Linked DNA regions of Homo sapiens: all the other regions are linked to region 1. A link is a loop called in an ENCODE intact Hi-C map of the cell type or tissue named here. Cell type or tissue: heart right ventricle. All regions are shown on one strand. Links, peaks and the distances in the headings refer to the core of each region. The heading gives the core; the rest is flanking DNA.

What was found. A loop is a pair of places that touch in the nucleus more often than their neighbours do. Peaks named below come from ENCODE experiments on the same cell type or tissue, not always from the same donor. Only the 100,000 strongest peaks of a DNase experiment are listed, where the experiment ranks them.
Region 2: it touches region 1 in a loop (2.8-fold over the local background); 11 of 110 quality-filtered maps call a loop at or near these places.
Region 3: a loop joins it to region 1, with 3 times the contacts of the local background. A loop is called at or near these places in 20 of 110 quality-filtered maps.

What each region holds. Positions count from the first base shown.
Region 1 is chr18:13,211,359-13,221,294 of GRCh38, forward strand. LDLRAD4 (low density lipoprotein receptor class A domain containing 4) reads left to right here and starts at 7,402. Exons shown (of 7, transcript NM_001378100.1): 1 at 7,402-7,630. It overlaps LOC124904255 (a long non-coding RNA gene), which reads right to left and starts at 5,914. Exons shown (of 2, transcript XR_007066300.1): 1 at 4,754-5,914. RefSeq lists silencers at 5,893-5,942, 6,023-6,072, 6,193-6,562. In heart right ventricle, for the core only: CTCF peaks have their summits at 4,897, 5,105 and 5,956; DNase peaks (open chromatin) are centred at 4,883, 6,403, 6,923, 7,483 and 2 weaker places; H3K4me3 peaks cover 3,518 bases; H3K27ac peaks cover 4,151 bases.
Region 2 is chr18:13,302,859-13,312,794 of GRCh38, forward strand. All of the region lies in intron 2 of LDLRAD4 (low density lipoprotein receptor class A domain containing 4), which reads left to right. Among named protein-coding and RNA genes, the nearest start is that of C18orf15, 68 kb to the left of the region's middle. RefSeq lists enhancers at 750-1,251, 1,252-1,751. In heart right ventricle, for the core only: no CTCF peak of the experiment used is centred there; no DNase peak of the experiment used is centred there.
Region 3 is chr18:13,285,139-13,295,074 of GRCh38, forward strand. All of the region lies in intron 2 of LDLRAD4 (low density lipoprotein receptor class A domain containing 4), which reads left to right. Among named protein-coding and RNA genes, the nearest start is that of C18orf15, 51 kb to the left of the region's middle. RefSeq lists enhancers at 1,178-1,731, 6,621-7,131. In heart right ventricle, for the core only: no CTCF peak of the experiment used is centred there; a DNase peak (open chromatin) is centred at 4,599; H3K27ac peaks cover 1,641 bases.

The sequences.
Region 1 (9,936 bases), core at 940-8,939:
TGGGGGAGGAGGAGTGGGGAGGGATAGCATAAGGAGATATACCTAATGTAAATAATGAGTTAACTGGTGCAGCACACCAACGTGGCACATGTATACATATGTAACAAACCTGCGTTTTGTGCACATGTACCCTAGAACTTAAAGTATAATTAAAAAAAAAAAAAAAGAATGCCAAAGGCAGCTTCCAAAGGCGTGTCAAGGAATGGAGTGGAAATGAGCTGTTTAAAGCCTCAGTGCAGCGTGAGTGTCTGCAGGCAATGAGCTTCAGGCACTCCTCAGCGGCACTTCATTCAGCCCAGGGGAGTGAGCTGAGCCCTTTCCTGTGGAGGGAGGAGGCCTGCGAGGTGTCTGGGGAGTCTAATCCAGTGGGCAGACTGCCTCTCTGCTTTTCCCCGCCTGAGAGAGCTGGCTCTGCTGCTGAGTGACCCCGCCTTACAAAGTCCTCCCACATCCAAGAGTTCCCTTTTTGCAAAACCTTAAAAATGTGGTGTTATAATATAAATGTGTATGACGTTTACACACAGCTAATGAATTCACTAGCATAAAGCTAATGAATTTTTACATATGCATATACCCCTGCAACCACACTAGATGAAGACAGATCATTTCCCTCTCCCCCAAGGGCTCTCTTGCCCCTTCCCACCCACTACCATCCTGAGTGACCATGGATCTAACTTCTATCATCATCGGTTAGCTTCTCCTGTTTTGGAACATCACACAAATAAAACCATATGTTACTATTCTTTTGAGCCTGAATTCTGTCATTCAAATAAGTTTTTGTGGCATTTATCCATGTTGTGTGTGCCAGCAGTTTCATGGGTTTAAAAAAATTTTATTTTATTTTAATTTCCGGGGTCCATGTGCAGGACGTGCAGGTTTGTTACATAGGTAAATGTGTGCCATGATGGTTTGCTCCACCCATCAACCCATCACCTAGGTATTAAGCCCGGCATGCATTAGCTATTTAACCTGATGCTCTTCCCACCACCGCCACCCGCTCTCCCCTGACAGGCCCCAGTGTGTGTGTTGTTCCCCTCCCTGTGTCCATGTGTTCTCATTGTTCAGCTCCCACGTATAAGTGAGAACATGAGGTGTTTGGTTTTCTGTTCCCGTGTTAGTTTGCTGAGGATAGTGGCAAATTTACAAGAAAAAAATAAATAATCCAATTAAAAAGTGGGCAAAGGACACGAGCAGACACTTCTCAAAAGAAAACACATGTGGCCAACAAACATATTTTAAAAAGCTCAATATCACTGCTCATTAGTTTCACGGTTTTTAAACTACTCTGTAATCTTCCATTACACGGGTGTACCAAAATTTATTTATCTTTTTTCCCTGATGGACATTCGGGTTATTTCCAGTTTTTTTCTCTTGCGTTTGAGCAAGCCAGCATGAAGCTCCTCGTGGGTGCCATTTGTTGGACATCTGCCCTCAGTCCTCTTGTGCCCTCGCAGGAGGAGAATTGCTGGGATGCAGGTTCTACTGACTCCTTACCCTGGTGAATGTTTACAATTGTCACTGTTTCCAACCTCAGCCATTCTAGTGGGTGTGCTATTTCGTGAGTTCAGTGCAAACCGAGCGAGTACCTCTTCCCATGCTTGTTGGCTACTTAAGTATCTTCTTCCGTAAGGGACCTTTTCAAGGAATTCGCCCTTTTCTTATGGAGCACGTTCCGGTAAGGAAAGCCACATTGCTATGTTCTCTACAAACGACCCCTCACCAGCGGGACAGGGAGATGCAGAGGCACACAATCCTGCCTCCGTCAGTGTTTGATGAAAAAGCAGAGCCTCTGAAAGCAGCCTGGGACCAGGGATTTATGATGGGCCGCTGTGGCTGGTGAGAAGCCGTGGGAGGCCATGGCTCTGGGACTGGCAGGCCCGCAGGCAGAGTGAGGACAAACCACACTCACGGGGACACCTGGAGCCCTTGAGGACAGGGCAGCCTGGGCCGTCTCACACTCCTTCAACCTCAGGGATACTGGTGACCTGAGGACGAGGAGGGTGCCCTTCTCCACAGGTGCCCTTCTCACATTCCTCACCCGGGACTGGGGATGCTTCGGGGGGAGGCCCAGTGGGGACAAGGGGACCTCAGGTAAAGGAGGTGTGAGGGCTTCACAGCACCTGGAACCCCACAAGACGCTGCAAACGGCGACTTGCCTTCCTCCTTCCAAATCTCACACAACTTTCTCTGCGGCCAACTGGACCTGGAACCTTGCAGGGAAGGAATTCTGGGAAGCATGGGACCCGCACGGCTCAGCTGACACAGTATAAACTCACCAGAGCTTGTCCTTGCTTGTAAGGCAGTGAAAAGGACTGAAGGAAGCTAATATTTATTGAAAAGTAAATAAACATTTATTTATTTACCTTTTGGGCCGGGTACCTTGCTCAACACTTAACTTGCTGGCAATTTATACCCCAGTAGACAGCTGACTGAACCATGTGTCAGAGAGAAATGGAGAATTCAGAAGGGAGGCCTCAGAGGCCACCTCAAACCAGCAGCCATCACTGCAGCCTCAGAGACCCAGAGCTCAGGGAAGACTCAGCTACCCTGGGATGCTCTGTGGGGTGCAGGGGACTTGGGGGCCACCTTGGCAACAGGACAGATAGAGCTGTGGCTGTACAGACTGAGATGCGGGAGGTGTGCGCAGGGCTGGGGAAACTTTAGGTACTGTAATATTTGTAAGAGATCTGACAGTACATGTATCACAGCTCAGGAAACGCTTCATCATTTTTCAGCGATGTAATGTGTAGATACCACACACAAATATGTCTGGATGGATTGTCTTTGAGGTCACACATTTCTTTCTTTCTTGCTGTGTTTTCCCTTTGTCTTCACTCCCTGGCCCCTAAGGAGAGAGCAGGTGCTGTGGCTTTTGCCCAAGGAGAGAGCTCTGCAGCCAGGCTGAGAGCAGAAGTTGCCTGCAGAACACTTCTCTTTCCATCCTGTGTGATTTTCAACCTGATCCCAAAGGAAGTGAATGAGGTTGGTGGGTCCTGGAGCAGCGGGGTCCACAGGATCCCAGGGAGGGGATGGGTATGCAGATGGGGACTTGGCCAGTGTCACAGAAGACCCCATGAAGTAGTAACTATTACTTCCAGTGTACAGATAGACGCTGAGGTGTGGCGATGCTGCGTGTTGGGGCGAAACGCGCAGGAGAAGTCGTCCAGGCTCAGGGACAGAGCCCTTGCTCCGGGGCTGCTCATCGTAGATTCTGGTCCTGAGAATCTAGAGCGGGGCTCCCACTTCTCCAGGACCAGAATTACCCACATGAAGCTTCTCTTTCTCATTTCCTTCTATTTCTCATTTAAATTAAAGAGTACAAGGCATAGGATGAATCATATTGGATAAATTTCATTTAAATGTTATGCATGAGATCCAAGAAACAAAATTGTGTTCTCAAATTCACATTCAACTTGAGGTCACTTGGCCCTCAAATTCCCTTTTTCTCAACATTCGTTCATGTTTCCCTTTTCTATTTATGTCTCCTTAGATGACTGACTAGCAAACTTCTATGGACTAAGTATGGCCAGGGTATAATTGACATGAGACAGGCTGCAAGGATTGACAGTGAAAAATAATCTTTTTCACCTCTCACTCTTTGAAACCAATTTCAGTTGATTTCCACCCAATTTTAGTAATATTTATCTCAATATTGTTTACTCATCTATCCCAATACTAAGGTACCATTCATTCCAAAAAACCCTTTGAGCCCCTTGTGTCAGGCACTATTCTGTGTACTGGGGTCCAAGTTCTCCACCAACGGAGCAAAACAAAGTCTCCGCTCTGCTGCGCTTCAGTCTGGGCCCTTGGAATGAGCGAATGGTCAGGATGAAGCCGATGTAGAATCATGTTGCATTTTACAGAGAGCAAACTTACATCTAAGTACCTCGAACTCTTAGCATTGCTATAGGGAGAGTGTGTGTGTCTGGAAGGGTGTGGGAGGGAATAGCTGAAGTGGAAAACAAATACAGGGAGGACTGAGTAGGAAACACAGGGACAGGCCGGGCACGGTGGCTCACGCCTGTAATCCCAGCACTTTGGGAGGCCAAGGCGGGCGGATCACGAGGTCAGGAGATCGAGACCATCCTGGCTGACACGGTGAAACCCCGTCTCTATTAAAAATACAAAAAATTAGTTGGGCGTGGTGGCGGGCACCTGTAGTCCCAGCTACTCGGGAGGCTGAGGCAGGAGAATGGCATGAACCTGGGAGGCGGGGTTTGCAGTGAGCCGAGATCACGCCATTGCACTCCAGCTTGGGCGACAGAGCGAGACTCCGCCTCAAAAAACAAAACAAAACAAAACAAAAAAAAGAAAACACAGGGACAGGTTCCTCCCATATTTTCTAGAGATAGAAATACAGAGCCGCAGCAGTTTCTAGTTATAAATAAGATAAGAAAGGGCAACACGAGATTGAGATTCATCACAAATGGTAGAAATTGAGATTATGATTTTAAAATTCAGCCCTCAATTTAAGGCGGTTAAGTTAGACACAGAGAAATTATGTGCAAGTGAAATAGAAGGCATTGCTTTGTGGTTTTGGAAAAACTTTTCTTCTTCATTGTCCATGGGGCGTTTAGATGGAAAAAGTCATTTCTTTTTCTACCTAAAGAGGGCAAGAGCACAGTTTCTCCAACCCCAAAGCATGTGAGTTTTGCATTTGTGGACATTAAATATAAACTAAGTATATGCTTGTCAGATTAGGATAACCTGTGTGAAGCACTTATCAGCTTATTGCTCATTTAAAAAAGTTTACCCAGGCAGCCAGGTTCAAAGTTCCCCTGCTACAAGCTTCTCAGTTAGACCAGGACCTGGGCATTCCCAGCTGGAGCGGGCTCATTGCCGGGCACAGGGCAGATGCTGGCTGGTTTGCGGGCTGAGCTGAAGAACTGTCAGCGCTGCTGTAGGTAGGTGGCAGTATGGCATGCTGGTTCAGCTCCCAGCTTTCTATGCAGCTAGTTAGGGATGTAAAACCATCTCTTTGTGGTCTGAGGACAAATTACTAAATCCTTCTAGCCTCAACTTCGTCATGTGTAAAATGGAGAAGTAATAGCTCCCAGTTATTGTGAGGACTCAATCAGACAATCCATGTAAAGCGCTTAGCACAGAAGCGCTCCATGAATGGTAGTTATTATTACATCACATATGAGCACTGATCAAAGGCTAGCGGCAATTACCACCATAGCTGAGAGCTGAGGGCTTAAGGGAAACTGAATTCAGCCAACATTTCACTAACTAAAAAGTCACTGACAAATTAGACAAAACGTAGGTTTCAAAAGATTCATTTCTCTGACATTACGGAAATATGAACTGGACAACTTTTTGGGGGGTGTGTGGGGACAGTTGAAAATGTTCACTCCTTTAATCAGCTGCATCTATCTTAAACCCAGCCTGAAACCCCTGCTTAGTGTAGTATTTTGATATGTCTGCAGGGGGGTTAATTTTGGCAGAGGCGAACTAATTTTGGTGACTGCAATAAAATTGGGTTAAAATGCTCATATGCTCTGGCAGTAACCAATCCCCCATCAAACATGGTAGGGGTGGCTGGAGGCAATGCGTGTACTTCTGAACAAAGTCTGCACTCAGGTGGAGGTCAAGTCCGAAATGGTCTTCACAGGAGGTGTAGGTCCTTCAAGGAGAAAGGGTCACAGCGCGAAGAATCCATCTGACCTTCTAGGCAGGAGCCATTTCCTTTAAAGAGGGCAGGATACTAAGGGGGCGACCAGGTGGGGTCCGGGGGCGCCTCAAGCTCCTCAAGGCTCGCCGAGCACTGCTCCGTCCTACTAAGTGTCCTGCCGCCCGACTGCACGTCTCTAGGCGGCTGCCCGAGGTCCCGCGGCCCGTGGTGCACACGCAGCCCGCGAGGTACTCTGTGCTGGAACGCGCCCCCAGCCTCCCGAAACCGCCCCCGGCCTGCGGGCAGCGAGCCGGCTCCTCCGGGCGCCCCTGCAGCGTACTCTGCGCTCGGCTTGGAGTTCCCCGTGCGGCCGGCGGTGGGCGCGCGCCACGCGGGCCCGAGCCCTGGGCGGGAGTGCGGCCCCGGGTCCCGCGGCCTCGGCGCCCGCGCGCCTCCCCCACTGCCCACCCCCGGCCTCCGGGCCCGCCCCCCGCAGGGGTCGGCGCAGCCTGTGAGCCGGGGACCCCTGAGCCCCCGCCACGGCGGCCCCGGTACCCGCGGCCTGGCCGCGCGCCGGGTCCCCACCGCGGAGTGGGAAGGAGGAGGAGAGACTGGAGGAGTTGGAGACAGACACAGCCGCGGCGCGCAGTCACGGCTGGAGACAGACGGCGGCGACGGCGGCGGGAGGCGGGACACTCCCCCCTCCGGCGACTGGAGGCGGGACACCTCCCCGGCGGCCGCAGCGCCGCGTCCCCTCTCTCCCCGCGCTGAGGCTGCGGACCGGGCCCGGCGGGATTAGCAGGCGAGTGCGTTGGCCCTGCCCGCTCCGCGCGCCGCCGCGGCCGGCCGGGGATCCCCTGCAAGCCACTGAGCCGCTGCCGCCGCTGCAGCCAGACAGGCTGCGGGTGCCTGGGAAAGTGGAAGCAGGGCGGGGAGCGCGGGGGAGGCCCGGGGGTGAGGTCCTCAGCTCTTAAAGAACCCCGGCGCGCCGCGCTCCCCGCCGGCCCGCCGCGCGCCCCCTGCCGCGCCCCGCACAGCGCCCCTCCCCCTGGCCAGCAGGGCCGGTGGCCGCGGAGCCGCACTGCGGGCAGTCCCCGCCTCCGCTCCGGGGGGGCGGCCCAGGTGAGTGCGGACCCGAGGTGGCCGCAGTGGTCGGGGCTTCTGGCCCAAGTTCACCGCTGCGCTCCGGAGGGAGGGGTGGCGGGGGACTCGGGAACCGGACGCTTTGGGAACTGGACGTCCGCGAGCCTGCGCCGTCGGCTGGGGCCGGAGGGAGAAGCTGGGCGCCGAGCGCGCGAGGTCTGTGAGGCTTGGTCCGGGTGGGCTTGCCGGTGGGCACGGCGGGGATCCGGGGCTGGCCCGCGGGCGGGGTTACGCCGGTGGAGGGACTTCGCCGACCCCCACCCCGTTTTCTGTTTCCTGGTGCCCTGGGGCGCAGGGTGTCCCGCGGTTGCAAGACTGAATTCTGCACCGCCCGGAGGCCAGGATGGGCGCGCGGATGGCAGCCCCAACTGTCTCCGCGCCCCTAGGCCTCGGCGAGCCGTGGCGGGCAGGGACTGGAGGTCAGCGGGAAGCGGGAAGATCCTGCAGGACCTGACCGGGGAGTTTGCGGGAAGGAGGGGGCGGGCCAAGCCCCGCAGCCCCTCAGTCCCGCATCCTGCACCGCGCGCTCCCCGGCCCCGGCCCCTCGGGCCCGCTTCACCCGGCGTCCCCCCGGGTCCCCCCGCGCGCGTTGACGTCGGTCGCGGGACCGCCCGGAGCTCCCGGCATTGGCTGGGAAGTCGATTGTCTGGGGCTGCTGCTGTTGCACTTAGGCTGGGTCTCCGAGCCCCGGAGGAAGCAGGCGTGTGTTGAATTTCTCTCTGCCCCTCACCTTGGAATAAACAGGAAGCGACAAGCACCCAGCCCGGCCCGGCACTTGCCTTTGTGAAGGGGTCTGCCCTGCACAGCCTTTAGGAAGCTTCCTCGGGACCCCTTCCCGGTGCGCCGCCCCGGGTGGGCCTGGGGGCGCGCCCTGTGAGTACACCGGTGGAAGACAGTGGGTTCGGTTTAGGTTAAATCGCTATCGTGGCGGAGAGGGCATTTGCTTGTTTAAACTTTTTTTTTTTTTTTTTTAATTGGAAAAGGAGAAGGTTTCCCGATGAGGCAGAGGTTTTCAGGACGACAGGGACGCATGGTGGGTGGGCGGCACTGGGGGAAGGCGCATCCGAGAGTACAGCGTTCTTGGGTCACCTACCTGGAGGGACACCTCGTCGCCAGTCAGGGCAGCTAGAAGCTCTTTAAAGCAAGCAGGACTCCTTAGCTCTGCCCAGGCACAGGAATGGTTGCTGTGTGCCCATAGCCGCATGAACTAGCATGATTTTTGTTTTTCCCCCAAAATTTTTTAATTAGCTAGAATTAGATAATTTTGATTTGCTTCTTTTCTTTTCCTCTGTGTCTTGGTCTATTCCCTTCTCTTTTTCTCTTTTCTAATTATTTTGGCATCTTCTCATCCCCGGACCAGCGCTGCTTTCTAAATGTTAATTACCATTGCAATACATATTTATTGAGGGCCTACTATGTGTTAGGCATTGTAGGATGTGAGGTAAGAGTAGCTGCACAGAATGTGGGTTCTGAGCGCTAGTATTAGTAAGTTATTTGCAGTAGAGGTGGATAGAGATGGTGAGCAGCATTGACTCTCAAAAATAGGGTCCTATGGCTGGTAAGGAGGTTGGTGCCTTCTCGAAGGGCTAGTGCTGGGAAGCTTCCTTTTAAAAACGGCCCTTTCTGCCGGTTTGGCTAGCCAAGAATGGCATCCTCCTCTCTGTATCTTCCCTGGAGCTTCAGGACTGAGTATTGAATGACAGAGAAGGTTCTGCAAAGTCTGCACAGGGAGACTGCCATTGCATCAAGTCATGTCTGCATTCTGTATATGGTATTGTCTTTTCTAGTCTTTAACTCGAGTGTGTTGTCATCTGTAACTCTCCCTTTGTACTCTGCACAATTCTTCTGGAATATAGTCTTTGTGTTCAGTCAAGGATCAGAGTGTCAAATCTGAGTCATTACATAGACAAATGAGGATGTCTGAGTATTACCCATGTATATTTATTGAATTATATTTGGTTTCCCATCAACCCTTGAAATGTTATTTGATGGACCTTTCTAAGCAGTGCTTTTTAAAACAGGGGGCTAACTTCCTTATGATCTTTGAAAGCTTAATTCTTTTTAAGAGCTTCATTTTGCTATTGACATTGAACACAGTGTTAGGAATTAGGGCTGGGAATGTAAATGCCAGTAAGGGATTTGCTGTAATGGAATTGTAGCTACCTTCCTCCCTTGTTTTAAATGACCTCTCTAATTTCTTAACATTCTGCTGTTACCCTTGGAAGGGCTTGCCATTGTTGGCCATGGTCCTGGTTCGTGTAGGTTTGTATTTACATTGGAGAAGACTCTTCCCGGCAGGTTTTTAGGGCTGTCTCTTGAATCCTCTCATGGGCTTGGTTTGCAAGACCACAATCCTGCAGTGGAACGCAGCCAGTGCCAGCTGCTTATTAAGGGATTTTGTGCCAATTTGTTGGCACATTATTTGAGACTCCTGCACCCCACCCTACTCCCACTGGAGTATATACATACATAGACAAATATTTATTTTCCCCCAACTGCTGACAGTGTTCTAAGAATAGTTTTCTTGCCTGGCACGCGGAGAGCAAGGGCCCGTCTGCAGAGGTGTTTACAGTTTGGGACTGTGCTGTAGTCTTGGTTGACTTAGCAGCCTGGCAGACCAGCCTCATAGCTCCTGGGACGCTCTCTGTTTTTGCTCTGGGCTGCTGCAGGGGTAACCTCCCTGACTGATAGGGAAGCACAGTCAGAGGAGAGTGACTTTTGCTCCTTGTGCATGGTTTCTGGCAGGCAGTCCAGCAGAGATCCCTGAGCTCCTGACGTCTCTGCATGTAGCCAGCATAAAGTCTCCTTGTGGTGGGTGGGAGGTGACTGCTCTACGTCATCACGTAAAACCAAAGCCACCTCAGGGCCCTGGGCAGGAATTCTTGAAATTGTAGACTGCTCTGATCTTTCTGGTAGTCCTTGCCATGTTTCTTCTCATCTTTCTTTGGAATCTGGGCTTATCCAGTCTCTATGATGTGTCCTTCTTCCTGTGTAAGAGTTAGTAGAGAAGGAAAAATGTTATCCCTCAAGAAGTGATAAAACATTGTAAAAGAAGAGCGCACCATATTAACCTGGAAAAATTTTTGGAAATAGTTAACAGAATGTATAGCGGCACATGGATATTAAATATGAATAGCGGCAAAATTGCTATGTAGTCCAAAATTATTCTTTTCTTTCTT
Region 2 (9,936 bases), core at 985-8,984, 92 kb after region 1:
ATGTTACGTGCAGTTATGTTACATGCAGTGCAGTTATGTTACATGCAGTTACTGTTATATGCAGATTTGGAGCCCGACCTGCTGCTGACTGTAAAATGAGAACTTGGCCATGGTCCAAGAGGAAAGCTTTTGGTTCCTGCTTTTTAGAAAGATTTATTGGGGGTAGGCTTTAATGAATAGACAGATTCTTTAGACTTCTCCAGTGGCCTGGGGCTGTCTGCCCTGGGCACTCAGCTGACCTCAGAGCTGCCCACAGGGAAGGCACCGGAGGGCAGGAGTGCACCCCTGCAGGGCACATGCTGGACAGCAGCCATGTGGTGCCTAGACCCCGGCCCAGATGTCTCGTCAGATCCGTTGAGGGGGAAATAGGTTAACTTTGTCTTCTGAAGACAATTTTTTTTCCCTAGAGGCAGGGTCTCACTCTGATGCCCAGGCTGAAGTGCAGTGGTACGATCATAGCTCACTGCAGCCTCAGCTCCTGGGTTCCAGCAATCTTTCCTCCTCAGCCTCCTGAGTAGCTAGGACTACAGGTGCATGCCACCATGCCAGCTAGTTTTTTTTGTCTTTCTTCCTTTCTCTCGCTCTTTCTCTCTCTCTCCCCGTTTCCTTCCCTGCCCTCCTTCTCTCCTTTTCTCCTTCCTTCTTTCCTTTCTTGTAGAGAGGGGCTCTCGTTATGTTGCCTGGGCTGGTCTCAAACTCCTGGGCTCAAGCAGTCCTTTTGCCTTGGCCTCCCAAAGCCCTAGGATTACAGGTGCGAGCTACTGCTCCTGTCCGAGACTTTCCTTTTGATGAAAGAAAAAGGGAGTTATTTTCTACATGAGCTAAATCTTTTAAATGAATCCCCCTCCTCCTCACTCCCCAAGAAAAAGAGAAAGGAAGATGAAAAACCCCCAAAATAGAACAGAACCCTCTTAGGAATGGGAAGCCCATGCATCTTTCTGGGGACCTCTTGTTGAAGGCATTAGCTAGATAAGCACCAGGTTCTCCTAGTAAGAGGGCTAAGGAGATCCTAGCTGCTCCATAAGATGTGATGAAAAGAAGGAATGAGCTTCAGTTGTACAAAGGCCCACGAGTCATCTGCAAACTATGGCCTGAAGTGTTGGTAGACAGTGCAGTTGTCACCAGGAAGTCATTTCTGGAATTTTTCAGGCAAAGCAAGCACCTGGAAGGATTTGAGTAGAGTCCTGCACCGCCAGGGGTGGATCCAGGGTCCTGGGGTCTGGTCCCCCCGGGAGGCAGCCCTGCTGCTGCAGTCCTGGACTCCAGTGCACAGGCTCCCAGGCCAGGACCTGGGCGGCTTCCCGGCTTCCACACTCAGGGCTCATCTTGGTGGATGTTGCACAGGAGTTGGACCTTAGATATTCCTAGAGGTCTCCACCTCTCAGCATCTCTGGCTGAAAGGTGGTTCCTCTGTAGAATGTTGTGACTGTATGGTGTGGGCAGCGTGGGGAAGGGGAGGAGGAGGAGTTAGTTTTTCAAAGAAGATTTCCTGAGCTCACAGTTGGTTGGTACTCACATGTTGAAGAGTGCAGAGATGGGAGATGGCCCTCTTGGTGCTAGTGTCAGGTCTGTATCTCTGTGTTGGGCCTGGCTTGGTCAGAATGGTCTCGTGCAGCAGGGATGACTTCAGGGAGTCCCCAGCATGCTGTCGCAGCACAGGCTGTGGGGCAGGCCACCTGGAAGCTGCTGGGGAGGGCTGGGAAGGTGGTTCTTTCAGACTCCCCTGAGGAATGAGGCCAGGCAGCCACTGCCCTGTATACACCGACACACGCTTCAATCCTTGTCATGGCAACATCAGCCCTTTTGAGTTTAACCTGCTGCAGGTTTGGGCAATGGGCCCCATTTGTTTTGGTTTCAAATTATGATATTCAAGAATAATTTCCATTTTATGAAACTCCTTGTCATGGACACAGACCTGAAGATGGGAGACTGCTAAACCTGGTCCTGCTGTGGGGGTGTAGGAGGGATCCCTAGGGATGGGGACAGGGAAGATGACACAGCAGACGGAAGGAGTGTGAGGAAGGCAGACTCAGCCTGCATGCGTCAGCCTGCTGACGGAGGGCGTGTTTATCATTTCACAGTTGAAAAACTGAAAAACTTAGTTGACTCTTGTACAACATGGGTTGAAACTGTGTGGGCCTACTTGTATACAGATTTTTTTCAATAAATATATTGGAAATTTTTGGAGATTTTCAAATATTTGAATAAACTTGCATATGAATCTCGTAGCCTAGAAATATTGAAAAAAATTAAGACAAAGTTAGGCATGTCATGAATGCATAAAATATATGTAGATACTAGTCTATTTTGTCATTTTTATTACTGTAAAATATATGCGTACCTGTTATAAAAAGTTAAATCTTATCAAAACTTATGCACACACTTACATATATACATGGTACCATTTGCAGTCGAGAAATGTAACGCAAACACAAAGATGTAGTATTAAATCATAACTGCATAAAATTAACTGTAGTCCATTGCTATACTACTGTAATAATTTTGTAGCCACATCTGGTTGCTATTGTGGTCAGCTCAAGTTTTTTCAGTATCCACTTAAGACACTATGTGATCCTTATCATCTCCGCATGAGCAGTTCTTCTCAACAGTAAATTTCATGTCACAGTGAAAAGGAATCTCTTGAGGTTCTTGCATATTTTCACTGTATTTCCTGCAATACCATAAGCCTCGAAGAGCAACATGGGACCCAAACCCATAGGAAGTACCCCTAGTGATGCTGGAAGTGCTCCCAAGAAGCAGAGAAAAGTCATGACATTGCAAGAAGAAGTTGAATTGCTCGATTTGTGCTGTAGATTGAGGTTGGCAGCTGTGGTTACCTTTTGCCATTTCAAGATAAATGAAACCAGCATAAGAACCACTGGAAAAAAGAAAAGGAAATTTGTGAAGCCGTCACTGCAGCTATATGCCAACAGGCACAAAAACTTTGCACTTTTTGCAAAATACCTTTGTATCTTGTATTGAAAATGCAGCTTTTATATGGTAGAAGGATGGCTATTAGAAAGCTCACCTATAGACTCTAATAAGATTTGAGAAAAAGCAAAGTCGTTATATGACAAAGCAAAAGAAATGCAAAGGATCTAAAGATGGAGAATTCAGTGCCAGCAAGGGATGGTTTGATAATTTTAGAAAGAGATTTGGCTTAAAAAAAAGTCAAGATAATAGGAGAAGCAGCAGTTGAGTTCCCAGATACCATTAAGAAAATCATTGAGGAGAAAGAATATCTGCCTCTATAGGTTTATAAATGCAGATGAAAGTGGTCTATTCTGGAAAAAAAAGCTACAAAGGACATTTATTAGTAAGGAAGAGAAGCAGCATGGATAGGCTAACTCTTATCATTTTGTGCAAATGCAGTTGGGTTTATGAACAGGACGGCCCCTGAGCCTTGAAGGAAAAAGGTGAACACCAGCTGCCAGTCTTTTGATTGTAGAACAAGAAGGCCTGGACAGTGAGAACTCTTTTCCTGGATTAGTTCCATCAGTGTTTTGTCCCTGAAGTCAGGAAGTACGTTGCCAGTAAGAGACTGCCTTTTAAACTTCTTTCAATACTGGACAGTGCCCCTGGCCACCCAGAACCCCATGAGTTCAACACTGAAGGCTGAAGACTGAAATGGTCTATTTGCCCTCAAATAAGACATCTCATATCAGCCTCTAGATCAGGGTCTCAAAAGGACCTTTAAGGCTCATTACACACGGCGTTCTATGGAAAGGATAATAACGCTGTGAAGGAGAACCCTGATAGAGAGAAGGTCAGGAAAATCTGAAAGGATTTCACCATTGAAGGTGCCACTGTTGTAACAGAAAAAACTGTGAGAGCTATCAAACCCGAAACAATAAATTCCTGCTGCAGAAAACTCTGTCCAGATGTTGTGCATGACTTCATGGGATTTGCAACAGAGCCAACCAAGGAAATCATGAAAGAGACTGTGGCTATGGCAAAAAAAATAAAAAGGTGCGCCAGGGGAGAGGGGGAAGGAAGGATTTCAAGATATGGATCTTGGAGAAATTCAAGAGCTAGTAGACACCACACCAGAGGAATTAACACAGGACGACTTAATGGAGATAAGTACTTCCAAACCAGGGCCAGGTGATGGGAAAAAAACATAGAAGAAGCAGTGCCAGAAAATAAATTGACATTAGACAGTCTGGCAGAAGGGTTCCAGTTATTCAGACTGCTTTTGACTTCTTTTATGACATGAATCCGTCTATGAAGTGGGCACTGAAACTAAACAAACAGGGGAAGAAGAATTGGTGCTGTTTAGAAACACTTAGATAAATGAAAAAGCAAAAAAGGCAGATGGAAATTGCAGTGTGTTTTGTGAAGTTACACCAAGTGTGCGTGCCTTTCCTGTCCCGGTTCCCACCTCCTTCATCGCTTCTGTCTCTGCCCCGCCTGAGACAGCATGGCCAACCCTGACTCTCCCTCCTCCCCTCAGCGTACTCAATGTGAAGATAACGAGAATGAAGAACTTTATGATGGTTCACTTCCACTTACTGAATACTAAATATATTTTCTCTTTCTTATGATTTTCTTTTTTTAATTAAAAAAAAATTTTTTAAGAGACAGGGTCTTGCAGTGTTGCCCAGGCTGAGTGCAGTGGTGCCATCTTGGCACCCTGCAGCCTTGACCTGTCAGGTTCAAGTGATCCTCCCACCTCAACCTCCCAGGTAGCTGGGACCACAGGGCATGTCACCACTCCTGACTAATTTTTACATTTATTTTGAGGAGAAGGGGGTCTCACTATGTTGCCCAAGCTGGTCTCAAACTCCTGGCCTCAAGTGATCCTCCCCCTTCAGCCTCCCAAAGTGTTGGGATTACAGGCATGAGCTGCCATGCCTGGCCCCTAATTTTTTAAATAACATTTTCTTTTCTGTAGTATACTGTATTATAAGAATACTGTAAGTATATGCATAATACATATAACATTGAAAATGTGTGTTAATTGGCAGTTTATATTATCCGTAATGGTCAACAATAGGCCATTAGTAGTTACATTTTTGGGAGTCAAAAGCTATACTTGGATTTTTGACCGTGGAGCGGGCTGGCATCCCTAACCTCTATTTAAGGGCAACTATCAGATGGTTCAGAAATAAAATCAATTATCAAAGGCATTCATTCATGCCTGCTGCTGTCCACTCTGTCCCTGCCTTGTCTCTGCAGTCGTGTTTCTTATATATCCTTCTAGAATTTCTGTATGCATTTATAAACAACTTTAAAAACAAATTAGCCACCTCCACCCTTCATCAAGCCCATTTTCCTGTACCATGCTTTCGACACTCAATGTGCCTTACAGATCCTTCCACGTCCGCACACAGAAAGCTTCCCTTTTTTCTTGTCCCACCCGCCGCCCCACACCTCTCCTCTGCCTTTGTTTACAGCCATCTGGTGTCCCATTTAATAGACATGCCAGTTTACATAACCAGTCCTCTATTGATGAACCTTTGACTTAATTCCAAATTTTGCTATTATAGACAAAGTACAATGAATAATATATTTTATTTCTCTTAATTTCAATTCTCAAACATGCACGTGTACCTTTAGGATGAATTTCTGCAATTGGATGTGCCAAGGCCAGAGCGTGTGCATTTGTGGCTTTGGTTGACATCACCAAGTCGCCCTTCCTGGGGCCTGTGCTGGTGTACTCTGAGGCGCGATTGTGTGAAAGGTGGGCGAAGGTGCCTGTTCGACCACATCCTCACTGGTAGACTGGGTCACCACAGTTTTGGAAAGGTGAGAAATGGTATCTAAACATAGTTTGAATTTGCATTTCTTTTACTGGAAGGGAGGCTGCGCGTGTTTCACATCAGAGCCATGTGTGTTTGTGGTTGTTGAACTTTCTCTCTTGGATTGCTAGGAGTGCTTTATGTATTAGGGAAGCAGACTTCCCTAATGCGTGATAACGCATGCAGATACTGTTTCCAAGTTTTTGTTATTTGTCTTTTAAATTTGTTTTTGCATTTGTCTTTTCACTTTGATTTTTGCCAGGCTGGAGTTTTGATGTTTATGTGGTCATAGGTGTGAATATTTTCTTTTGTGGCTTCTGGATTTTGAGACACAGTGGCTATAGAACCACTGTAGCCAAAAGTTATGTTTGCTTTTGGTTTCATATACTTTGCTTTGGTCCTGTCTTCTTGACTTTATTTAAAATAGTAAGATATTCTTACTACATTTTTCCATTGCCCATAGCTGGAAGGAGATTGTAATTATCACCAAAGATGAAAAACTAAGGCATGTTCTCAGCAGAGGCAGATTAGACTTTAAGTTAGAGGCTTGTCCTTGGTGCAGAGGCCTGTGAGCGACCCGGCCCCACTTGCCCTGCACACCATGGCGTGGATTGTGGGCAGTCACAGGGAAGACCTCTGGCTTTGCTGGGAGCTGGGGTACGGTTCTTAGAGTGCCATTCTAGAGTGGCTTCGCGTACTGGTAATGAACGCCCATCAAGTGGCCTTGGGAATTCATGAGCCGGATGATGATGACTTCGCCGGTGAAAAGCAAATCCCAAATAGGTTGTTTTCTGTGCATTCCAGTCCCAATTTCTCTTCCAAGTAATTATTAGATGTGCCAAGCCTGTTACGTTTATTACTTACAGAATTGTTTTTGTCTGTGTGAGTTTACTGAGGACTTAGGGGTTGGTATGTGAGGAGGGGAGCCCCCCTTCTCCTGTGGGCACTCTAGCACTCTTAATAATCAGTATTAAACATGTTGAAGGCCATAAAGGAAATAACCTTCTCTTAAAAACAAGTTAGAGTCAGTCATAAAACTGTTTGCCTAGACCTTGATCACTTAAAATAAGATCTTAGATGTGATGTGTCTTTGTGGAGTATTTCCTGTGGCTCGGGAGGTGTGCATGAGAGTGGGGTCTGAGGGACAGTGAGGGGTGAAGGAAAGGTGGGAGAGAGGGCCTTCAGTGACTGTACCAAAGACTCACAGACACTGGGTGTCTTGGTGATGGGTGCACATAGCCCTTCTTTTGTGACTGAAGCTGTGTGGCCTTCATCCCACAGGGTCTGCCCTCTCCAGATAATTCTGTCACTGAACTTCAAACTGTCAATGGAACGATAGCGCAGTCTCTTAACAATGCTTCAGGACAGATAATAGAGCTGTGCGGGCAGCCTCGGTGACAGTGTTGGGAATCTGCAGAATGGCTTTGTCCACTTCTTTCCTTTCAGAGGAGACATTGAACCTCGGCATGGTGTCTCACGCCAGGAATCCCAGCATGTTGGGAGGCTGAGGTTGGGGGATCGGATTGCTTGAGGCTAGGAGCTTGAGGTCAGCCTGCGCAACATAGTGAGACCCCTGTCTCTACCAAAAAAAAAAAAAAAAATTAGCCGGGTGTGGTGGTGTACACCTGTTGTCCTAGACACTTAGGAGGCTGAGGTGGGAGGATCACTTGAGGCAGGAGGTCGATGCTGAAGTGAGCTATGATCATGGCACCACTGCCCTCCTCCAGCCTGGGTGACAGAGTGAGACTCTGTCTCTTAAAAAAAAAAAAGGGAGATATTGGTGGGCCTGCAAGGACATGCAGTTGGATAGAATTAGGACCATGTGTAGCATGGTGATAGACGTTGTGGTTGAAAAGGAAAAAAGACAGTCCTTGCCCTAGAGGTTTTGCGGTATAATCTAATCAGAGAGGCCAGCAGCATGGGTGTGGAAGAACCAGGAAAGCCAGAGCAGGGCTTTGTGGATGCTGCTGGGGGTATGGAGCAGGCAGTGACAGCTGCCTGGACCCCTACCCGCCCCTTCACCTCCTCTTCCTCCCTCAGTCTTGACCTTAGCTCCTTCCCAGGAACCTGAGGGTTCTGAGTCACTCACTGTTTGCATCTGGAATAACAGCTTCCAGGTGGGTTTTGAGCATCAGTTTGGTTGTGTGCTTTGTCATGTTTTGGCTTATCTCATTTACTGTAGATCATCTGAGATTAAATCCATAAATTAATGTATTTATTTTTCCTTATTCTTATATTTTACTTGAGAAATTTTGCAGAGTCAGACTTTTGCTAAGGAGATGATTTGACATGTTGGAAAGATGCAGATTCTGGATCCAGAGAGACGTAAGTTCAATCCCTGTTACATCCGCTAGCATTTCTGTAGCCTTAGGTATATTACATAACTCACAGAGTCTCAGCTCCCTCCTCTGTAAAATGCAGAAAGTGATACCTCCCTCAAAGGGCAGATAAAGGATAAGGGCAAATAAAAACTCTATTGTTGGGGAAGACAGAGGATGGATATGGCCTTTCCTATCTTATATTTCAGATCCATTCATTCATCTGTCCATTCAGCTGTTGAGTCCATGAGAGCTTACTGGGTGCTTCTGAGTACCAGGACATGTAATGGGTGGGACACAAACACAAATAAGACCCCATCCCACCCTCAAAAAGCCAGACAGGGACTGACTTCAGTCTTTGTCAGGGGTGGATGGTGGGTGCAACAGAGCCCACTCAGGCCTCCTGGCACCTGCCTACCGATCCACCCTCATGTGAAAGAGTCTTTGTGCATCCTGGTGGCGGTGTTGCGGGTGGCAGGAAGCTCTGATGGCCCTCCGGGCTTGGCTTCTGCCACACTCCCAGGGACTGCTAAGGAGTCGCTTTCCAGCCGTGGGTGACACTGCTGGACACCTCTCAGAGTGTCCTCTGAGGATGAGTGTCATCCTCAGAACGCCGGCCACACTGGGCAATGTTTCCAGCTGGTTGTCGCCATGTTCTCAGGGGATATTTCGTAGAGGTCTTTAAATGCTAAAGCATTGGGCATTGTGACAGCTGGCGATGCTGCTGGCACTGTGCTCTTGAGGGAAGGCGGGCCTGGATGTGGAGGGTATGCCCAAAGGCCTGAGTCCGGAAAGGAGTTCTGCATTTCCATGCCGCCTGTGGCTCACCTGGAAAATAAAAACCTGTAGGAATAGTTACAGGCTGAGCATCACTAAGCTGAGAATCTGAAATCCCAAACACCCTCAAATCTGAAACTTTTTTTTTTTTTTTTGAGACGGAGTCTTGCTCTGTTGCCCAGGCTGGAGTGCAGTGGTGCGATCTTGGCTCACTGCAAGCCTCCCCTCCCGGGTTCACGCCATTCTCCTGCCTCAGCCTCCCGAGTAGCTGGGACTACAGGCGCCCACCACCACACCCGGCTATTTTTTCTTTTGTATTTTTAGTAGAGACGGGGTTTCACCGTGTTAGCCAGGATGGTTTTGATCTCCTGACCTCAAGATCCGCCCGCCTCGGCCTCCCAAAGTGCTAGGATTACAGGCATGAGCCACCGTGCCCGGCCAAATCTGAAACTTTTTGAGTGCTGACTGCAAGTGGAGAATTCCACAGCTGACCATGGTGCCGGGTGGCAGTTTAAACTTCATTTCATGCACACAATCATTAATAATATTGTATAAAATTATATGTGTAAGGTGTATGTGAAACATAAATGAATTTTCTGTTTAGGCTTCTGCCTCATCCTGAAGATATCTCATTATGTACATGCAGATATTCCAAAATCTGAAAAAATCCAAAATTCAAAATGCTTCTTGTCCCAAGCATTTCAAATAATGATATTCAACCTGTATATACTTAAAGGACCACAGGAAGGCATCATTAACAAAACAAGTTGAGGGCCAGGCGCAGTGGCTCACACATCAAAACTTCAGGATGCTAAGGCGGGAGTACCACTTGAGGCCAGGAGTTTGAGATCAGCCTGGGTAACATAAAGAGACCCCATCCCTACAAAATGTACAGAAATTAGCCTGGTATGATGACATGTGTCTGTAGTCCTAGCTACTGAGGAGGCTGAGGCAGAAGGATTGCTTGAGTCTAGAAGTTCCAGACTGTAGTGAGCTGTGATCGCACCACCGCACTCCAGCCTGGGCAACAGAGTGAGATCCTGTCTATAAAAAAAAGGAAAGAAACAAAAATACACACAAAACTGAGTTCAAGGTTAAAT
Region 3 (9,936 bases), core at 1,178-9,177, 74 kb after region 1:
CGAAATGTGAAGGAGACAGGCACTGGGACAGTGTTTGTAAGCCCCAGGGGCCCAGGGGCATCTGTGAATTCCTTGAAATGTTGCCAGTTCCTGGGGAGAATGCCAGGGCTTTGATAGGATTCTCAGGAGGGTTTTGACCTCCAGAAAGGGTTAAGAGCACTTGCAGTGGAGCACAAGGTGTGTGGTTCATTTGGCTTGGGGCAGTCACTTCAGTGATGGTCAGATTGGAGGTGTCATGAGTGGGCAGAGGGTGACATGGACAGGCTTGCCGAGGACAGTCAGGGGACAGGATTCTGTTGTCAATTGTGTAACTTAACATGGGGGCCATTGGAGGTGTCTGCTGGGCTTTTCCTTTGTAGGCTTTCTTCTTGAAATTCATATAATATTTTAAAGTTGGCGTGCTTCCTGCAGGAGGCTTCGTGGCGATGCTGGGTTAGCTTAGTGAGCTCAGTGCTTGGGAGAGGGTTCCGCTGTGCACAAGGGGTCTGGGGTCTGTCTGCTTAGCCTGACGCTTTAACAGTTTCCCTCTTTTTGTCCTGGGATCTGGTTTGCTGGGGCTGTCCACATTTTTCCATGTCTTTCTTGAAACTCGGGGGTTGTGGTAGGGAAGTCAAGGCTGCACCCTTGTTAGAGAATGGTGGGGGAAACTCAAGCCAGTCCTTCAACTCAGCTTTCACAGCACACTGTTAACTTTGTTTCTCAAACTTTTTGTCCCTTTAAAAAAAACTGTGGTAAGATATACATAATGTGGAGAAGTTGGAACCCTTCTGTGTTGCTGGAAAAAATGTAAAATGGTTCAGTTGCTATGGAAACAGTATATTTTAACCATTTTTAAGCGTACGGTTCTGTGGCATTAAGTACATTCACGTTGTGCAACCATCACCACCATCCATTTCCAGAACTCTCTCCATTTTCCCAAACCAAAACTGTGTACCCATTAAACATTAACTCTGCATTCCCTCTCCCTCCAGCCGCTGACACCCATGGTTCTACTTTCTGTCTCTATGATTTTGACTGCTCTACATACCTCATAAGTGGAATCATGCAGTATTTGTCCTTTTGTGTCTAGTGTATTTCACTTAGCATAAAGTCTTCAGGGTTCACACACATTGGAGCCTATCTCAGAATCTCCTTCCATTTTAAAGCTGACTCATATTATGTTGTCCTTGGAACAGGAAGACGAGAGCTAGAGATACAGTTGGAAAAGAAAGTTAGGGTCAAACTATAGAGTTTTGTTATTTATTTATTTTTAGAGACAGGGTCTTGCTTTGCCACCCAGGCTGGAGTGCAGTGGCACAATCATAGCTCACTGCAGCCTCAACTTACTGGTTCAAGCAATCTTCCTGCCTCAGCCTCCTGAGTAGTTGGGAATACAGGTGTGTGTCACCATGCCCAGCTAACTTTTAAAATGTTTTGTAGAGATGAGGTCTCACTATGTTGCCCGGGCTGGCCTCGACCTCCTGGCGCCATGAGGTTTTGAATGCTCTGCATAGATTATCCCATACGATGTGGGAACCACTGCACTTTTCAGAGGAGACAGTGTCATTAGATGCGTGTTTAGGAAGCTGAGTCTGGTGGCTGAGGGTGGGAGTCAGTGGAGAAGGAGACGGAAGCTGAGAGGGCCAGCCAGGAAGGACAGTGAGGAGCTGTCCCTGGCCTGGGGGACAGGGCCTGAGCTGAAGCAACAGCTGTGGAGAAGAGGCCTGGGGTGGAGGGATCCGTGCGCCGATTGTGTTGGTAGCTGGAATGTGCAGGGCAGGTGGGGCAGAAGGTGGATTGCAGAGTGACTTTTGGGCTTCAGTCTTGGGTAAAGAGAAGGTGGTCTGAGCGGAGACAGCAGCCTAGGAGGTGGCGCTCACTCCGAGTGGAGAGCCTGGACCAGCCCGTGTGGCTGGATGCGTCTGGAGGGCAAATGTGGGGAAATGACTGGAGATTGGCTAGAAAGCAGTCAGGCTGGGAGAAGTCACCACACACAGAGACTTGGTGTCACCCGCAACAGCACAATCCCCACCAGGACGTAGAGGAAATAAGAAAGCAGCCCTCTGGAGAGCAGGAGAAGTCTGCAAATATCTTAGTATATCTTTCTATGAAATACTGTCCCATAAAGTACAGAAAGATACACTCAGATGTCTTGATCTTGGTGCTGTAATGACATTTATTATAGTATAATCAGGATGATCTGTTCTGTTATCAAGTTTTTGTTTGTTTTTCATGATTTTTCAAAAAACAGTTGTTAACACTTTTTAACGTTTAGCCCAGGTAGGAGGATCACTGAAGGCCATGAGTTTAAACAGTAAGGTTGAAATGAGTTTGCCTTCTGTATCTCTTGAGTTGTATCTGATAAAGAGAAACTACCCGGTGCTTCCCTCTGGAGAGTGGGTGCAGGGTGGGGACATCCTCTGGATAAGTAATTGGCTGGTGACTACGACGGCGCCACCCTATGGTGTGGGCTTCTGTAACCTTCTCCACTGTCTGCCCTCAGGTTATGGGGTGGGGCGGGAGGTGCCCAAATTCTTATTCCTACACTCTTCTGATTTCACATTGAACTTAGTGTGGATGGATGGAGAGAGAAACACTTATTATGAGGATTGGATTTAGTCCCAATTGAAACCTGGTAATCAAATATTTATTTCAGAGAAAATGCAAGTAATTAATATAAGCTTCCTACAATTTAGAATAATTAGTGGAAGAATGACTAGAAAATACTGACATTGGTTCAATACAGAGAAAAACGTTAAAAACCTTATCTCACAAGAGGCAAAGACATTAAGGCAAAATGTACCTGCATAACTAGTTTTAATTTAGTAATTTGGGTGTTTAGGTATTTTTAGAAAATCTCATATAAACGTAGAAGCCGTCAGATAAATGACCAGATGCTACTATTATCCTCTCCAAAGTGATCACTCTATTCCGTGAAGAAGGTGGAATGGGAACAATTACTAATTTGTATTCCTTTCACATTTTGAACTGAGGATTTACTTCTGTAGTAATCCTAATTGTAATATTTGGGTGGTGGTTTTAATCAGTAAAATGTCTGGCAGTTTTATAATCCTCTAGATAAATGTGAGTTGAATGTAATGCAGAATGAAATAGGCAAATGTCCCAACCTCAACTTCAGGTGAATAAAGGAAAATGATATCCTTTTAGCCACCTTCCATTAGCTTAGCCAAAATTACACTGATAAAGGTCTCTTCCCTATCTGTTTAAAGGACACGTGTATTGAAACTGAAAGATTAGTTTAGCTATCCATATTAGAGTTGTTTATATTAAAATTGTGTCCAATTTATAGTAAAGAAAAATTTAGTTGCTAATAGGACCAGATACACAACTTTGGCTATTTCAAGTTAAAATATTGCTGAAAAATTCTATTTCAACAATCTAAAAATAATCTGTAAAGGTGTTAGCGCAATATAGTGACTATGAAAGAAAAGCCATGCAGAAGTCACTCTGCAAGGTGAGTCATGGGGCCACAGTAGCAGCCCCGCAGACCGTGGTCACTCTGCAAGGTGAGTCACGGGGCCACGGTAGCAGCCCCACAGACCGTGGTCACTCTGCAAGGTGAGTCACGGGGCCACGGTAGCAGCCCCACAGACCGTGGTCACTCTGCAAGGTGAGTCACGGGCCACGGTAGCAGCCCTGCAGACCGTGGTCACTCTGCAAGGTGAGTCACGGGGCCACGGTAGCAGCCCCACAGACCATGGCAATTGACCGCACCTTCTGCACTGTGATGACACCCGCAAAGCATGAGGACCTCCTGATATGACTGTCCTACTTAGAAGCACTTAAAACACCACCTAGGAAAGAAATGAACAAGCACAGAGCTTTGGCAGGAGAACTTAGGCACTGTGGAAACAGCCTCATCCAAGCCCCAAGCCTTCAGGCATTTTGACATCTGGGGACTTTTAGAAACACCAGTCAGGCCTCATAAGGAGCTGGGACTCTGTTCCTCTTTGCAACAATTCAGAAGGCTCCACTGCTTGGTATTTTCCACATGGCTGTAAAGGTCCCAGCACTGGAGCTGTTTAGCAGTTGTTTTGAATATGCTCTTGTGTCAGTCTTCTGAGTTCTAAAAGTAAAATTGTTCAGTTCCAGCACGCATAATGGTTTAGTTCCTAGGGACTTAAATCACATCATATTCACTTTCTCATTTGTCTCATTGCATAGGTGTATAAACTGAGGAAATGAGAGATTATTTGAGGCCTAGACTATTTGTGGTGACTAACAGTGTTAAAGGGAGTAAAAGCATTTTGTAGATTGCAGAACATTGAACTGTTCAAGGATTCATAAGTGTGTAAATATAAGTAGAATTTAGTACTATATGGCCAGTTACTTGACTAATCACTTAACACGAAATCTTCAGGAGTGTCATCTGTCTTTAATTTACAGTTGAACAAAAACACCGACTCCATCTTTTGGGAGCTTCAGTGAAGAAAGCATAAATAAGACTGTGATGAAGTTTGCTAGCTGGCCACTGTCATACTTTGCAAAGTAAAAGAGAGATGAGTCATTGCTAAAATTATGGGGCCGTCTGTCTCTATGCTCAGCCACAGACCCAGCTGTGTCCAGTCCTGAGCCATTGGGACTGCCGTGGAGAGATGGGAGGTGGAGAGAACAGCTGGGTTGCAGAATGCCAGATGTAAATTCCTTCTTGCTGAAGTTGGGTGCTCGAGCTTCTAGAGGTGAAGACTTGTCTTCAAGAATAGGCTTCCTCCTACATGAAGAATAATCCCATCATATCTCAGCCTTCCTTGTGATATTGGGGGCTCCTGGAAGAGGTTCAGCAGCCTCTAGGAGAACCATGGGAACATTCTGGATGTTCCGGTCAGGACAGCAGATTCCTGCCCTTCCCATACCCTGTTGGGGAGTTTTACTGTGTGGGCAGACGTGGTGGGCTCAGTAACTGTGTGGGGCTGTACCCTGTGGGGAGACCTCAGTCCTCCCATCTGAGCACAGCTGGAGGAGCCGGCAGGGCCTGGGTAGTTGGTGCCTCCCCTTTGCTGATGGGGCACCCATTCTTCCCCCTGGTTATTGTCAAACTAGATGATTCTGTTTCCCCATAATTCTCAGGGTCCTCAGTGCCTTGATCCTTGAAGAGGAAGAGGGGCTGGGGATTCCTTCCTGTCCCTGGTTTTCCATAGAAAAGTATCAGTTAACCTTTTACATACCTAAAATGTTTGGCTTGCAGATAGTTTCAGAGTTTGTAGCAGCCTCCTGTCCATTAATCGTTGTTTATATCTTAAGCATTCTCCAACTATCTCAATATATCTTAACTTATTCTGGGTAAAATGATCCTGAACCATAGAACCCTAAATTATGCACTTTTTGCTTGGCTGGAAGAATTGATAGCTATTGAAAGTTTCCACTAATTTGCTTTCTTCATTTGCTTGTTTTTCTTTCTTTATTCTTCAGACAGGTATTCTTTAAAAAAAAAAAAGATCTGCGTTTGTTTTAGGCATTTTTTGGCACCTGCTTCTTGCACATGTAAAAAATTAGGGTATCTTAAAAGAGTTTTGTTGTTTACCTTCAGATGTGTGAGCTACTCCTGATTTGTGGATTTAGTGAGATATAAAACTAAAGTAGAAGTCAGGTGCTGGTGCATTCTCAGAAGTTAGATTATACCAGAAGAACAGAAACACCTTTTATCCATTAATTTAAATCACAGTTCATTTATACCAGACTTTGCCTCTAAGATCATTGGCCTATAAGAATATCTGAGGGTGCAGTCTACATAAGGACCACACTTTCAACCCCAGTGAACAGACCCGCAGGCCCTGCTCTGCACCGTGGCTTCCTGAGAGAAAGGCAGCTCTGCCCAGGGGCCCAGTCAGCCCTTCTTTTGTGACACATGGGGATTTTAATTTCCTGGGGCTAACTAAACTCTGAAGTATTTTCTCAGTTTATGATCAATAGCAAAACTAAATAAACCTAAAACAGGCTGTTTACCAAGTCTGGATGGAGTTTGGGCCTCTGAGTCACAGCACAGTATCTGCTCAGGAGCGTGTCTGAAGAGTGGCACACACATCCACGCCGCCTCTCCTTCCCCAGCCGGTCTGTTTGCTGACGTCTTTACACCTCTCCAACTGAGGCTCAATCTGTTGTGCTCCAGAAAACAAAATGACAAATGACATAATCAGCCACAAAGCCCTCTGCCACCAACAGAGGTGTTGGAAGGCAAAAGCAATTGTTAGTTTGGAAGCTCATTCACTCATTCACTTATTTATTCAATACATAGTTATTGAGTATTTGCTGAAGGAAACTATAAAATGTTGGCGCTGGCAAAAGCCTTGGACAAATCAAATTGTACAGTTGCAGAGGGTGAGGCGCAGATGGCTGTGATGATCGGGCTGTGGTTGCAGAACGTGTAGCTTGAGCTGCGGGGACCTGGCCGGGTCCCTGGGTGTCTGGAGCACCTCTCACCTCCTCACAGGCACAGCTCTTCCTTCGCCCACAGTAGGCTCTGCAGGCTGGCCCGTCTGAATCCCAGCTGAGTTACCCCAAAGCCACAACTAGATCTGAAGACTCTCAGGAACAATGAGGGTCTCATCAGTATAAGTGTGATCGATCTTTAAAAACTCCTGAATTTTAACGAAGCAATGTTTCTGAGGAATTAGAATGTGCCATTTCATGACCAATGTAATTTTCTCTTGCATTCTTGAGCGTACAATTTTTCTTGAAGATTGTGCTTTTTTATGCTTAAGATTGACTGGGTATACCAAGCAGAGGTCCCAGCATGGGGCGTTTTTCATTTACCAGGAAAATATGGCCCTGAAATCTGTTGGGCTGACTGCTTGGTTACTTTTTGAGCCAATTTGATGAAATTTTGGAAGATATCCCAGTGAAACGAAATTTTCCCTTCTAGGCTACCAAACAGAAGTTGGGTGTTTTTAGTGTAGTCTGTCCACATGCATTTGCTGTGTGCCCTTCAGAGGTGCAGCTGGGGTCAGTGAAGCACTGTGGGATTCAGAAGTTCCCTGGCCTCTAGGAGCTTGCCGGCTGTCTGGCTGTGGGGTGGATGGAGATAATGGTAGAGCATGTCTGCAGGCCAGATTACTCTCCTCATTCACTGGCTTGGGTGCTTCAGTGGCACGTGGCAAACAGCAGCACTGGGTGCACCTTGCTGTGCTCATAGACTGTCTGTGGGTGGGCTGCTGGCACAATGCCTGGGCGTGCCCTGGGCATATTTGTGGCCCTGTGATCTGCGCTCTGTTCCTGTCACTTTCTCCCACTAATTCAGATGGTTATGTGGCTTGAGATGATGGCAGGTCAGGAACATTAGAGTTATAAAATATTTTTGGCATTTAGAAACATTCTAGACATTCTCCCATCCGTAGGCTGTGGGTTAGCCCTTACAATATCCCATGAAATGAAACATCTCCAGTACGTTTTGAGAAAGGAGAGAGGATGCCATTGGGGTGGGCTTTCTCAGGCCCAGTTCTGTCATGGAAATGTTGAAAACCTTTACAAATCATGCCTCTAGGTGCAGAAATTGAAGCATAAGGGAGCCCTAGGAGGGACTGAATACCATGAGGCGTGGAAAGATCTTTCTTGGTTTCTGCTTTCTTCACTTAGCAGCACAGTGTTTTCTGGTTATTGCATGGAGGATTTATTTTGCAATTAATGAGGCAGCAGTAGGTGGCCTTCTACTTTGTGGGAGATCAACACTCCTGATACAAGTTTTTCATTGGCGATCCCGTTACTGAATTGCCTCAATAATTCCAGGGCACAAAGGCCACTGGAGAGAGATCTAGGAGTTTTCCAACCCCGGGGATGCCCGGAAATGAGACGATGACGGAGGCCATGCGGATTCCACGAGTTCAGCGAGGTCTTGGAGAGAATGCCCTGGAGGCAGGCGAGCTTTGGTTCTGGGGCTCGAGCACCACGTCCCAGGAATGCTGTGAACCTTCACTGCTGACATCTTAACTTAAAAGGTGGATGCATGCTGAAAACACAAACTTGAAATCACTGGTTGAGCTCTTGGCTACATTACAGTTTTTGACAGTCTTTGAAGCACTGAAATGTGTAATTTGGTTTTATGTCTTTCCTATGGCCTGTGGTCAATTTTTGGAAAACTCACCCTTTTCTAGACATATTCATTTAGTCCTGGGTGGGGTAAAAGGAGAGGAGACAATATTCCAGGTTGCTGCTGTGACGTTTTGCCACATAGACGACCTGTAGCCAATCTCCTGTGTGAGTGTGTGTGTTTGTGTGCTTTCTCTAAATCAGCAGTATTTGACTGTGATTATTTTATGGCTTCTGTTTCCCCTCTACCACCTCTGAACAGATACCGAAATTATTGAATTAAGGATAGATGCATGGAGCAAACACCTCCTCATGTAGAAGTTATGCAAACCTATGCAAACCCCATACAAATGAGCTGGCCAGGCCAGTGTCTAGTTGGGCAAAAATATCGGAAATATTGTGCACACCAGCCTGTCATTGCTGTCACAGAAGGAGAGCAACAAGGAGAAGGGTTATCTCTGGTGCATTTCTGGATTAAATCATAACTTTAGAATACTTTTCTCTTTTACAAAGTCTGACTGTCTCTCTAAGTAAGACATCTTGGATAAATGTCCCTTTCCCTCTCCGTGTTTCCGCATTGCATGTTAATTTTCAGGTGGCAGTTTTATCTCATTAGTCATTGTCACTTCCACTGATCACCCCTTTGAAGCTACATGTAAACTTTACTTTTAAACTTTCTAAAAATGCGGCTTTCCCCCCTTGCTTTAGGTTCCAGAAAACGCTTTGTTCCTGGCACTGTCCAACCTTAGGGATCACATAGGAGTCAGGCTCACAGGCTTCTGGGGCCAGAGGAGCACTTTAATACCAGGTCAGCAGTCACTCAGTTGTTTCTGAAGTTGGAATGGCAGATTTGTCTCAGTGGTTCTCCTTTTAAACCCTTTTATGCCGGAGGTTGCAATTTTTTGAATTGCAGACGTGTGAAAAATCAGACCTTGGCAATGACCTTGAGCAGTAGGATATAAATAACTCCCACATGCTTAGCGTTCCAATAATGGAACACTGCGCATAAATGGGTTAATTAACCTCCGGTGATTTAAGTTTAACTCTGTAAAGTAAGCTGAGAAGTGTGCATGGGAAGTGCAGTTTCTGTCCGCGATGAAAGGGCTGAAGGTGGTCCAGGTGGCTGCTCTTGGCAGCACCTGAGGGCTGGGGGCACGTCAGACAGACGGCCCAGCCGGTGTGCGGAAGCGTTGACCAAGATAACGGCCCCTTCTCCACAAGGCTTAATCACTCGACCTGAATGCATGGCAAGGCATTTTTGTCATCAAAAGGATGAGGTCTGTGGTGGCTTAAAATGTAGCTGTTATTATAGAAGAGTGAGTTACGTCTTTTCTTTAGAACAGAAAGAGACCAAAGCTATCTCATAGAACTAAAACCCCTCAATGACAAGTGAGGAAGTAGATGTGAGAGGTCACGCGACCTCCTGAGGTCCCAGCCTTCCTAGGCGGTGGAGCTGTAGAGAGGGCTCTTCACTGCTGCCTGGCCCATCTGGGGTGGCCTGCGCTCGGGGACACAGGCGGATGAGGAGGATGTTGTGGAGCCCACTGAAAATGAGAGTCTTAATGGTCACTAGGAAAATTCCGGTTGCAGACTTTTTACATCACACTTGATATTAGGACAGCCTACCTACTTGTTTGAGTGTCACAGCCTGATATGTAAAATAGTAAAAAAAAAAAAAAAAAGTTGTCTTTTTAGCTTGTTTTTTATGTGGAGTAGCTGAGAGACTGTATTCTTGCTGGACAGGAACATGAATTCTGTCTTTAGAAAATGCTTAGGAAAAGGGAGTGTACTGGGGACCGGCTGGTCTGATTTTAGGCATATGCACAAGGACTTTGTAGTATCAAGCGCAATAAAGGTCATGCGTTGGATTCATAGGTAAACCCTTCTTGCCCTGAAAGAAGCAAATTGTGGAATCTC